Linked DNA regions of Homo sapiens: region 1 is linked to region 2. Evidence: read pairs that join two places in POLR2A ChIA-PET (ENCODE). Cell type or tissue: K562. All regions are shown on one strand. Each heading gives the region's core, and the rest is flanking DNA. Links, peaks and the distances in the headings are about the cores only. Region 1 overlaps ST3GAL2 (ST3 beta-galactoside alpha-2,3-sialyltransferase 2). Region 2 holds the start of TRG-GCC3-1 (tRNA-Gly (anticodon GCC) 3-1).

The links. Peaks named below come from ENCODE experiments on the same cell type or tissue, not always from the same donor. Only the 100,000 strongest peaks of a DNase experiment are listed, where the experiment ranks them.
Region 1: POLR2A ChIA-PET joins it to region 2 with 6 read pairs; 1 of 35 experiments calls an interaction of 5 or more read pairs at or near these places.

Annotation. Positions count from the first base shown.
Region 1 is chr16:70,408,789-70,415,776 of GRCh38, forward strand. The region is part of intron 1 of ST3GAL2 (ST3 beta-galactoside alpha-2,3-sialyltransferase 2); the gene reads right to left. Among named protein-coding and RNA genes, the nearest start is that of ST3GAL2, 27 kb to the right of the region's middle. In K562, for the core only: no CTCF peak of the experiment used is centred there; a DNase peak (open chromatin) is centred at 6,583.
Region 2 is chr16:70,776,470-70,781,469 of GRCh38, forward strand. VAC14 (VAC14 component of PIKFYVE complex) reads right to left here. Exons shown (of 19, transcript NM_018052.5): 9 at 4,321-4,470. TRG-GCC3-1 (tRNA-Gly (anticodon GCC) 3-1) reads right to left here and starts at 1,812; the gene lies at 1,742-1,812. TRG-GCC2-4 (tRNA-Gly (anticodon GCC) 2-4) reads right to left here and starts at 2,640; the gene lies at 2,570-2,640. In K562, for the core only: no CTCF peak of the experiment used is centred there; a DNase peak (open chromatin) is centred at 2,732.

The DNA.
Region 1 (6,988 bases), core at 1,989-6,988, 370 kb before region 2:
CTTTCAATGAAGTCCTAGAGAAATAAACTGTCAGTCTTCTCTGGACAAAGATCGAGGCTGCACCCTAACAGCCTCTTCCTGTAGGAGACAGCTCAAAGAAACAAAAAAAAAAAAAAAAAAAAAAAAAAAAAAAAAAAAAGAAAGAAAAAATAAAGAAACGGCCTCTAAGAGGAGGAAGCTGGGCCCTGAGGCACGGGGAGAGGGTGCGGCAGGGGAGTTGGGGTGAAGGGTCCCTTCAGATCCACCACCTGCTACCTCAGGAGGGAGCCCCACTGTGTTTTGAGTCGGAGTGGGCAGGGGGAAATCCAGTATCTTGCTGTACCTATCTACACTAAGGCATGAAGTAACGTCTAGAAAAACAGTTCTCGGCTGGTTGTGGTGGCTCACACCTATAATCCCAGCACTTTGGGAGACTGAGGCTGGATGATCGCTTCAGTCCAGGGGTTGGAGCCTGGGCAACAGAGTGAGACCTCATCTCTATTTTATGAAAAAAGTTCAAACCACCTGTGTGGGGAAGACCAGGTCTCTCCACATTCTAGCTAGCTTCCCGCCTCTGGCGGCTTTTTTTTTTTGAGACGGAGTTTTGCTCTTATTGCCCAGACTGGAGTACAATGGCGTGATCTTGGCTCACCGCAACCTCCACTTCCCAGGTTCAAGCAATTTTCCTGCCTCGGTCTCCTGAGTAGCTGGGATTACAGGCATGCGCCACCATGCCTGGCTAATTTTGTATTTTTAGTCGAGATGGGGTTTAACCGTGTTGGCCAGGCTGGTCTCGAACTCCCAGCCTCAGGTGTTCCGCCCACCTCCGCCTCCCAAAGTGTTGGGATTACAGGTGTCAGCCACTGCGCCCAGGCTTTTTCCCCCTTTTTGAGACAGGATCTCACTCTGCTGCCCAGACTGGAATGCCGGTGGCGCAATCACAGTTGACTGTAGACTCGACCACCTGGGCTCAAATGATCCTACCTCAGGCCCCCGAGTAGCTAGGACCATAGGCATACGCCACCAGACCTGGCTAAATTTTTTTTTTTTTTTTTTTTTTCATAAAGACAGGGTCTTGCTATGTTCCCCAGGCTGGACTTGAACTCTCAGACTCCTGCCTCAGCCTCCCAAGTAGCTGGGACTACAGGTGTGCACTACTTTTGTTGTTTTTTTTGTTGTTGTAGAGATGATGTCTTGCTATGTTGCCCAGGCTGATCTCCAACTCCTGTTCTCAAATGATCCTCCCAACGTGGCCTCCCAAAGAGCTGAGATTGCAGATATGAGCCACCTTGCTCAGTCCTCAGACTTCTTTGCTTTTTATTTCACCTGATGCTGTTGTTGTTTTCAAATAGATGAGTTTAATCCATTTCACTTGGAGTTATGTTACTATCTTATTCAGTATTTTGTCTACTATTTTTTCTGTATTTTTTTTCTTTTCCTGACTTGGGTTGACATATTATCTCCACCCTCACCTTTTTTTTTTTTTTTTTTTTTTTTTTTTGAGACGGAGTCTCACCCTGTCACCCAGGCTGGAGTGCAGTGGCTTGATCTCGGCTCACTGCAAGCTCTGCCTCCCAGGTTTATGCCATTCTCCTGCCTCAGCCTCCCCCGTAGCTGGGACCACAGGTGCCCACCACCATGCCCGGCTAATTTTTTTTTGTATTTTTAGTAGAGACAGGGCTTCACCATGTTAGCCAGGATGGTCTTGATCTCCTGACCTCGTGATCTGCCTGCGTCGGCCTCCCAAAGTGCTGGGATTACAGGCGAGAGCCAACACGCCCGGCCAACCCTCACCACTTTTTTTCCCCCTCCTGGTCTGGAAATTATATTACTTTTTTTTTAGTGATTAATCTTATATTGTTAGCTTATGTACATTTTCTTGATGAAGTCTTCAGTTTTTCAGTAATGCCATTCTCTTAACAAGGCAGAAATTTGGTGTGGCTTAACAATAAAATTCTCTATTCTTATTCTTCCTTGGTAATGTGGTCAACAATTCTAGTTTTCTCTTAAAAAAAAAAATTAAAAGCCCATTTAGATCCTGTTTTTTTTTTTTTTTTTTGTCTCTGTGTTTTGCCGTCTGTAGCAGACACTGTTGGCTGTCTACCAGCGGCCACTCTCTTTTTCGCTTGCCAACAGAATCCTGATTTGTTTGGGCAGCTAAGGACCCAGTCCTGGCAGATGATGCAAGACTGGCCAAAGCCAACCAGCGCCAACCACAGCAAGCCTGTCCCTTTTTCACCAGGAATTGGTTTGAGGATGGACCAGCTCAGGTCAATGAGACCCAAGGGAGTATGTGTTAGGGCCATCTTGGAAAGATTTTCCTTTCCAAATAAGCAGCCGGGCGCAGTGGCTCACAACTGTAATCCCAGCGCTTTGGGAGACTGAGGCAGGCAGATCACCTGAGGTCAGGAGTTCGAGACCAGCCTGGGCAACATGGTGAAACCCCATCTCTACTAAAAATACAAAAATTAGCTGGGCGTGGGGTCAAGTGCTTGTATTTCCAGCTACTCAGGAGGCTAAGGCACAAGAATCACTTGAACCCACGAGGTGGAAGTTGAAGTGGGCGGAGCGGAGATCACACCTTCCAGCCTGGATGACAGTGATTGCAATAAAAAATAAAAAAAAAAAAAGCAGCAGCAGCACATGAAGAAAAAGCTTCCTTTCTCCTAGGATCTCTGTGCCTTCCTGCCTGGGATGTTACAGGGTGATGATATAATGTCTGGAGCTATGGCAGCCATCTCACGACCATGAGAGACATCTTGCACCCTCGTATGGCAGAGTAGAAAGATCGAGGGTCCTTCATGTTCCTATGTGACCTACTGCCCCAACCCTGGAACTACTGACCTCCACACTTCTTGTTATAAACTAATCCAGTGTTTTCCAGTTTAAGTCATTGTGGGTTACTCTGCTACTTGCATCCTAATATATTGTTAATAGTTAATTCAGGCCAGGCACGGTGGCTCACACCTGTAATCCCAGCACTTCAGGAGGCTGAGGCAGGCGGATCACCTGAGGTTGGGAGTTCGAGAGCAGCCTGACCAACATGGAGAAACCCCGTCTCTACTGAAAATACAAAATTAGCTGGGTGTGGTGGCGGATGTCTGTAATCCCAGCTACTCAGGAGGGTGAGGTGGGAGAATCGCTTGAACCCGGGAGGCAGAGGTTGCGGTGAGCCGAGATCACCCCATTGCACTCCAGCCTGGGCAACAAGAGCGAAACTCCGTCTCAAAAAAAAAAAAAAATAGTTAATTCAATTTACCAACATAATGCATCCACTTCTGTGCTCACTGTTGGCACCAACAACCTGCTCTTTCTTCAGGGGTTTACTTTTCTTCTTACTGAAGTACATCTGTAACCATTCTTTCAGCAAAGGTCTGTAGGTGATAAAACTGTCTTAGCCTGTCCAAAAATACCTTTATTTTACCTCATTCTTGAATGATAGCTGGCTATGGAATTCCAGGTTGACAAGGAGCTTCTCTAAGACATTCTTCTGTTGTTTTCTGGCATCCAATGTTGATAAGATATTATTTGTGATCTAATTGTCAATTCTTTGAATTCTTTCTTACCTCCAGTAGTTTTTAACTCTCTTGGTCTGGTCAGGTATGGCAGCTCATGCCTGTAATCCCAGCACTTTGGGAGACCACGGTGGGCAGGTTGCTTGAGCCCAGGAGTTTGAGACCAACCTGGGCAACACGACAACACCCTATCTCTACAAAAAATACAAAAATTAGCCGGGCGTGGTGGCATGTTTCTGTAGGCCCAGCTACTCAGGAGGCTGAGGTGGGAGGATCACCTGAGCCTGGCAGGTCAAGGCCACAGTGAACCGTGATTACGCCACTGCCGCCCAACCTGGCCTCAAAAAGCAAAATAAAGTTATATTATTATCTGCAGTTTGGCTGTATTATATCTAGTGACATATTATTTATCCTGTTTGATGTTCATGCTGTTTTTTCGAATCTGAAATTTCAAGCCATTATCTCTTTAAATATTATTTCTAGGCTGGGCATGGTGGCTCATACCTGTAATCCCAGCATTTTTGGAGGCCTAAGCAGGCGGATCACTTGAGCTCAGGAGTTCGAGACCAGCTTAGGCAACATGGCAAAACCGCGTCTCTATAATAAAAAATAAAAAAATTAAGCGTGGTAGCGCATGCCTGTGGTCCCAGAAAGTCAAGACGCTAAGGCGAAAGGTTGGCTTGAGGCTGGGCACGGTGGCACACACCTGTAATCCCAGTACTTTGGGAGGCGGAGGCAGGTGGATCAGCTGAGGTCAGGAGTTCACGACCAGCCTGGCCAACATGGTGAAACCCCGTATCTACTAATAATACAAAAAATAAGCCGGGCATGGTGGCGGATGCCTGTAATCCTAGCTACTCGGGAGGCTGAGACAGGAGACTCACTTGAACCTGGAAGGCGGAGGTTGCAGTGAGCTAAGATCGGGCCACTGCACTCCAGCCTGGGCAACAAGAGTGAAACTCTGTCTCAAAAAAAAAAAAAAAGTTAGCTGGGCATGGTGGCAAGTGCCTACAGCCCTAGCTACTCGGGAAGCTGAGGGGGCAGGATCATTTGAACCAGGGAAGTCAAGGCTGCATTGAGCCATGATCATGCCACTGCACACCAGCCTGGGCAACAGAGTGAGACTCTGTCTCTATAAAAAATAAAAAGCTGGCCGGGCGCGGTGGCTCGCGCCTATAATCCCAGCACTTTGGGAGGCCGAAGCAGCCAGATCACCTGAGGTCAGGAGTTCGAGACCAGCCTGACCAACATGGAGAAACCCGTCTCTATCAAAAATACAAAAAAAAAAAAAAAAAAAAAAAAAATTAGCCAGGCGTGGTTGCGCATGCCTGTGATCCCAGCTACTCCGGAGGCTGAGGCAGGAGAATTGCTTGAGCCCAGGAAGCGGAGGTTGCAGTGAGTAGAGATCATGCCATTGCACTCCAGCCTGGGCAACAAAAGCGAAACTCCATCTCAAAAAAGAAAATAATAAATAAATAAATAAATAAATAAATAAATAAATAAATAAAAGCTTTAGCCCCAGGAAATGGTAACAACTTTTCTCAGGCTACTGTCCAGCTGTGGATTCAAGCAATTTCCTAGCTCAATTCCATGCTCCAAATGGAACACTTTATGGCTCTGTTATCCCAAATTTCTGCTTCCAGACTCAGAGACCAGCAGGCCTGCAGCTTCAGCCTGGCTTTCTTCCTTGTGTTCTTGTCTATTTCTCATCCACAGGGATATTTATCATGTTGAGTGTGGTGGGGGGTAGAAAAGTGGAGGCGTACATGAATATATTTTTAGAATTTTATCTTTTTATGTATTACTGCTATGTGTTTAGAGTATAAATTTACAGTGCCATCCTGACTGGATGAATTGGATTTAACTATTCATACCAGGAAACTGGGCATCCCTGCCAATACTAATCTCTTGGGAACAGGTATCAAACCATCTCTAACAAGATTCATAGAACTCTAGCCAACACAATGAGGGCAGGAGACTGAGATACCCTGGGGTCAACTGAAGAAAGGCCCAATTGAAACTGCTCTCCCATTCCCACTGCCACCTTCATTCCAGTCCACAGAGGGATAGGGCAGGGCGTGCAGACATGCAAACGGGATCTTTCAGATGTGGCCTGGGCAGGCCTTCACTGACCCAGGTAACACGGGCCTTCAGTCTCTTCCACACCATTTGCCCATTTCAGTCTTTCACCTGACTAGTGAAAACTGCACACTGGCCATACAAACACCCCTGATGGAAGGCCCATCTGACTCTCTTCAAGTCCCCAGTCTGCCAGCACAGGCCCAGCCTGAAGTTCCACTGAAAATCGGAACAATTGATTCAGGAGCCAAATTCTAGTCTAGACTGTTACCAAGCAGCCAAGCAGGTTACTTTTCATTTCCAGGCCAAGATTCTGTTTGTTTATTTTTGAGATAGAGTCTCACTCTGTCATCCAGGCTGTAGTGCGGTAGTGTGATCTCAGCTCACTGCAACCTCCGCCTCCTGGGTTCAAGTGATACTCCTGACTCAGCCTCCCAAGTAGCTGGGACTACAGGCGCCTGCCACCACGCCCAGATAATTTTTCTATTATTATTTATTTATTTATTTATTTATTATTTATTTATTTTTTTGAGACGGAGTCTCACTCTGTCACCCAGGCTGGAGTGCAGTGGCACGATCTCGGCTCACTGCAAGCTCCACCTCCCGGGTTCATGCCATTCTCCTGCGTCAGCCTCCCGAGTATCTGGGACTACAGGCGTCCGCCACCAAACCTGGCTAACTTTTTGTATTTTTTAGTAGAGACGGGGTTTCACCGTGTTAGCCAGGATGGTCTCGATCTCCTTACCTCGTGATCCACCTGCCTCGGCCTCCCAAAGTGCTGGGATTACAGGCATGAGCCATCACGCCCAGCCAATTTTTCTATTATTAGCAGAGATGGGCTTTCGCCATGTTGGTCAGGCTGGTCTCAAACTCCTGACTGTTAGGGATGAGCTGCCCCAGGACCACCCCCCCGCCACAATGCAGCTGACCCTTACCGTGAATACTCTGCAGCTGCATTCCTGAACCCTTATCTAGGCACCACAGCAAGTCATCAAACTTACTAGATTACAGCCCTCCGGGCGGCACGGGGAAGGTCACAAGAAACGGATAAACCTAAGAGGGATACACCCTCTTGTAAATTCCTATTTTCACAAGATAATATATTGCAAGCCAGTCAGGAGAAGATATTCGTAAAGTTAACGGACAAACAACCCCAGGGTGTTTCTCTCTCTCTCCATCTCCCGGGTTCAAGCGATTCTCCTGCCTCAGCCTCCTGAGTAGCTGGGACTACCGGAGTGTGCCACCACACCTGGCTAACTTTTCTATTTTTAGTAGAGATGGGGTTTCACCATGTTGGCTAGGCTGGTCTCAAATTCCTGACTTCAAGTGATCTACCCACCTCGGCCTCCCAAAGTGCTAGGATTACAGGCGTTGATCCACCGTGCCCAGCTTCCAAGATTCTTTTTTTTTTTTTT
Region 2 (5,000 bases), core at 1-5,000:
TTTCTTCTGACTTAAAAGAGCTCTTTCTTGTGTTTGGATACTAACTCTTTAATGACAAAATACATTGCAAATATCTTCTCCCAGTCTGGGCCTTGCCTTGTAACTTTTAACCTTTTTTCAGTTACACCAATTTTATTTTGTTTTGAGATGGGGTCTCGCTATATTGCCCAGGCTGGACTTAAATTCCTGGGCTCAAGGGATCCTTGTACCTCAGCAAACTGAGTAGCTGGGATTAAAGATACGCACCACCACACCACCTTCAGTTTTTAATTTAAATATGGTTTGTTTCAATTTTTTTTTTTTTTAATAATTTTTGCTTGTGGGTCTTGTTTAAAAAATTCTACCAGGTTTTTTTTTTTTTGAGATGGAGTCTTGCTCTGTTGCCTATGCTGCAGTGGTGTGATCTCGGCTCACTGCAACCTCTGCCTTCCAGGTTCAAGCAATTCTCCTGCCTCAGCCTCCCAAGTAGCTTGGACTATAGGCATGCACCACCATGACTGGCTAATTTTTTGTATTTTTAGTAGAGATGGGGTTTCACCATGCTGGCCAGGCTGGTCTCGAACTCCTGACCTCGTGATCCGCCCACCTCAGCCTCCCAAAGTGCTGGGATTACAGGTGTGAGCCACCGCGTCTGGCCCCTAATTTTTGTATTTTTAGTAGAGACGGGGTTTCACCATGTTGGCCAGGCTGGTCTCGAACTCTTGACCTCAAATGATCCGCCTGCCTTAGCCTCCCAAAGTGCTGGGATTACAGGCATGAGTCACCATGCCCAGCCATAAACATGTATTAAAACAACACTGAAGCACCCGTTAGTGTTTGTCATGTGCTAAGCGATTTACATGCAAAAATTTTGTCTGAAACACACAACCACACTATAGGTTAGGTATTACTATTGTTACCCTACTTAACAAATAAGAAATCTGAGGCTCAGAAAGGGTAGGCAGCTGTCTGAGGGGAACAGATATAAAGTCAGCAGAGCCAGGACTCATAGGCAGGTTGTTCAGACCCCAGAATCTCTGCTGCCATTCCTGAGACAATCAGGTCACGTCCTGGAGGGGACCAGGCTGGACACGCAAAGTGCCATAAGAGCTCAGAACCAGGGAAACGGCACTGTGCTGTGGATGGCCCCAAGTGGCAGGCCAAGGGGGAGTCGGAGCAAGTGAAGAGGCACAGATGAGGGGCTGCCCTGACTGGAGGTCCTGTGGTTAGAGGAGGAGGGAGAAGATGCGGAGGTGGGGCAGGGGTGCAAATATGCACACACACAAAGGTTCTTGCCCGGAGGTGTGCCATGAGGAACGTGGTGCTGTCGGCGGATCAGCACAAGTAAACAAAGAAGGCCAGGCATGAGGTCCTGTCTCCAGCCAGGTGGACCAGAGTGGGAACAGAGGGAGCAGAGAGGGAAGAGTGAGCAGGAGAGGCTGTGATGAACTTGTCCCTGACCAGCGAAGCTATCTGTCCTGCGGCTGGCAGGGACTGTCTCCTGGGCACCTTGGTAAAAGACTGGTGATTAGTTAGTTACAAGCTAAGCAGGGCTGAGAGTGGATGTAAAGGCGCCAAATTAGCTCTTACCATCTCTGGGAACTAGTACAAAGTGAGCTTTTCATCTGCTGAAATGCTGTTTATGAGGCAGTAAAATCCAGAGCCAAGAGGCATGAATGTATCCTGGTTAGGGTAATACTCTCCTGGGCAAGCAGCTGTGTGAAAAAATGCTTAGGAAAACCATCTAAAAAGGTAGATAGGCTGCACTGGCCGGGAATCAAACCCGGGCCTCCCGCGTGGCAGGCGAGAATTCTACCACTGAACCACCAATGCTCCAGCTGGTAGGGATGTTTTTAGTTGAGGCCACGACCCACAGGATGGAGTGGTTCCTTTCTAGCGGGCTTGACTTCTTGCCACATAAGCAGAAAGGTGGCAGGGGCTGTTGGGTTCTAATTTAGAGGAATAGGCACTGACTTTTTTTTTTTTAAATTGAGATATAATTCATATAACATTTCACATAACAAAAATTTCACCATTTTCAAAGTGTTCAACTAGGTAGTTTTTAGTACATTCACAAAGTTGTGCACCCATCACCTCTATTTAATTCTAGAACATCTCCATAACCCCAAAAAGAAACCGGGCATCTGTAAGCAGTCAGTCCCAATTCTCCTTTTCTTCAAACCCAGGCAACTGTTACTCTATTTTCTGACTATGGATTAAGAGGCACTGTGAACTTCAAACAAACAGAGCAGAAGGTGAAGCTGTGTTAAGTTCTATGATCTTAACTACGTATATATATTAAAAACTGGAAAAAATACATCAAAATTTGAACATTCATTGCCTCTTGGGGATAGTCTTGTTTCTTTGCATTTTTCTCTACTTTCCAAATTTTCTAAAATTAGAATTAGAAAACAAAAATCAAACACTCATATTTCAGTGAGAGGTCACAAAATATGTATCCCCGAGTCTTCTAGTTTCTCCCAGTAAAAAAAGCTCCTCCCTTTGAAGGCCCGCACTAGCTTATCCCTCCAAGTTAACTTATTTCTCCAAGTTTTCTTTTTCCAGGAGCTGCCAAAAAGCTTTCAGCTGCTGCATTGGCCGGGAATCGAACCCGGGCCTCCCGCGTGGCAGGCGAGAATTCTACCACTGAACCACCAATGCTCCAGCTGAGTGCTGTTCTGCCTCCAGCTGTTTTGTTGCTCTGATTCACAGTGGTGATGGCACAGCTGTAACCTGACACCTGAGATGGGTCCAGCATGGACAGCTGCTGGATTTTACCAGCCAAACCTATGGGAGGAGGTGGGGCATGCATGCTTGACATTCTGCTCAGCTGTTCAAAAGAAAAGTCCATGAATGGCAATGGGAGAATGCTCAGCAATTCTTTTGGCTCCTGTGGGCAGGTTCCAGACCTTACTCTGTTATCCTTAAAGATCTGAGTAGGCTTAGTCTTCCCTATAAAAAATTTCTTGACAAATTAGCTGAAACTGTCATTCACTTGTTTCTCTTGTTTTATGGCCTTGTGGGTTATTCTACTGAATGCTGTGATTTCTTTTACCACTGGTTGATTTGTCTTGTTTTGCTGTCTTGCCTCCTTGACTAGACTGTAAGCCTCTGGAGCACAAGGACTTTGTCTGGTAAACACAGCTTGATGTATAACAGATGTTTGCTAAATGTTAGATTTGTAATAAATGGAATTTAACTAGAAAAAAAAATCTGAGTAGGTTATATCTCAGTTTACTCTGGCTGCTTCGGCAAAGGAGGACATCAACCCAAAGCTGATCAGTGACCTCTTGGTGAGGACAGAGACCCAAGAAATATGAAAGCATCAGGGTTCTAGATTACATCTGGAGTCAAATTCCAGATGCCAGTCGGCATAAATGTGGTTTCTTTTTTCTTTTTTTTTTGAGATAGGGTCTTTCTCTGTTGCCTAGGTTGGAATACAGTGGTGTGATCATAGCTCACTGCAACTTCTGCCTCCTGGGCTCCTGGGCTCAAGTGATCCTCCCGCTTCAGCTTCCTGAGGAGCTGGGACTATAGGTGTGCACCACCATATCTGGCTAATTTTTGTAATTTTTTTTTTTTTTTTTTTTTGGTAGAGATGGGGTTTTGCCATGTTGCCCAGGCTGGTCTCAAACTCCTGAGTTCATGCAGATTGCCTCAGACTCCCAAAGTGCTGGGATTACCCAGCCCGGCCATAAATGTGGTTTCTTATAATGCAGTTTTCTTTACCTTACAGCTAAACAAGAAAATTATGTTAGAGGAGTCTGAAAGGAGAGCAGAGCAACTTCACTTTTTAAAGGCACTTATTTGGGCAAGAGAATTTTCAAGTACAGAATAAATCGAAGCTAGAGCTTTCTTAACCCTCCCACCCTGAGAATGACCCGCATGGTAAAGGCAGCCAGGCTTCTTGGTGGCTGGACGTCTACGGCCAAGAATCAAGTGCCCCCTGAATCCTGGTACTCCTCCCATGCTCCAAACCTTCCTGCCCTGAAAACAACTCTTTCCCGTGAATCCAGGAAAAAGATGAAGGAAAGGCTTCATGGTCTTTGAGGCAGGAAGGGTTAAGATCATGGCTGCTGGAGACAGCCTGCCTGGGTTCCAATCCGGTTCCAGTCTTCACTAGCTGCGAGTGTGTGGCCATGGTACTCAGCTTCCCTGTGTCCTGTCTGCAGAATGGGGGAGAACCACTGCTGCCACTGCGCTGGGTTGCTGCTACAATTGTGTGAGTGACATACATAAAGTAGTCCTGGTTGCTTAAGTGAGGCCCCAAGGCAACTCCTATGACATCTGGCTCCCTGGGCCCCCGACAGGAGGTGAGGTGTAGGGACGGAGTCCACTCACCACTGGCTGTGCCCTCCTGCTTTGGCAGGGCATCGTCAGGGGTGGGCTCTGCCTGCCTCTGCCCAGGTCTCAGCTCATCCAGCTCGTCGTCCTCGGGGGTGACCAGCTTCATCAGGCTCTGGTTGCACACGTTGGCCACTTCTTTGATGCCTGAGTCCACTGATGTAAGGAGCGTGATCTGATTTGGATGCCTGTCTCTCTAAATCTCTTGCTGAAATGTGATTCCCAGTGTTGGAGGTGGGGCCTGGTGGGAGGGGTTTCGGTCATGGGGGTGGATCCCTCACAAATGGCTTGGTGCCCTCCCCATGGTACTGAGCGAGTTGAGTGAGTTCTTGCTCTATTATTATTCATGAGGGGGCTCGTTCTTTCAAAAAGCCTCCCACCTCTCTTGCTCCCTCTCTTGCCATGTGACCTGCTGGCTTCCTCTTTGCCTCTGCCATGACTAAAAGCTTCCTGAGGCCTCACCAGAAGCCAAGCAGATGCTGGCACCATGCCTCCTGTAGAGTCTGCAGAACCGGGAGCTGAAGCAACCTCTTTTCTTTATAAATTACCCAGCCTCAGGTATTCCTTTATAGCAACGCAAAATGGGTTAATATAGAGTGGTCCCAGCCAGGGGAGGCTTCTCTGAACCTCGTATTCCTAGTCTGGAGCTCAGTCGTCTCAGGGCTACGTTAGGCAGA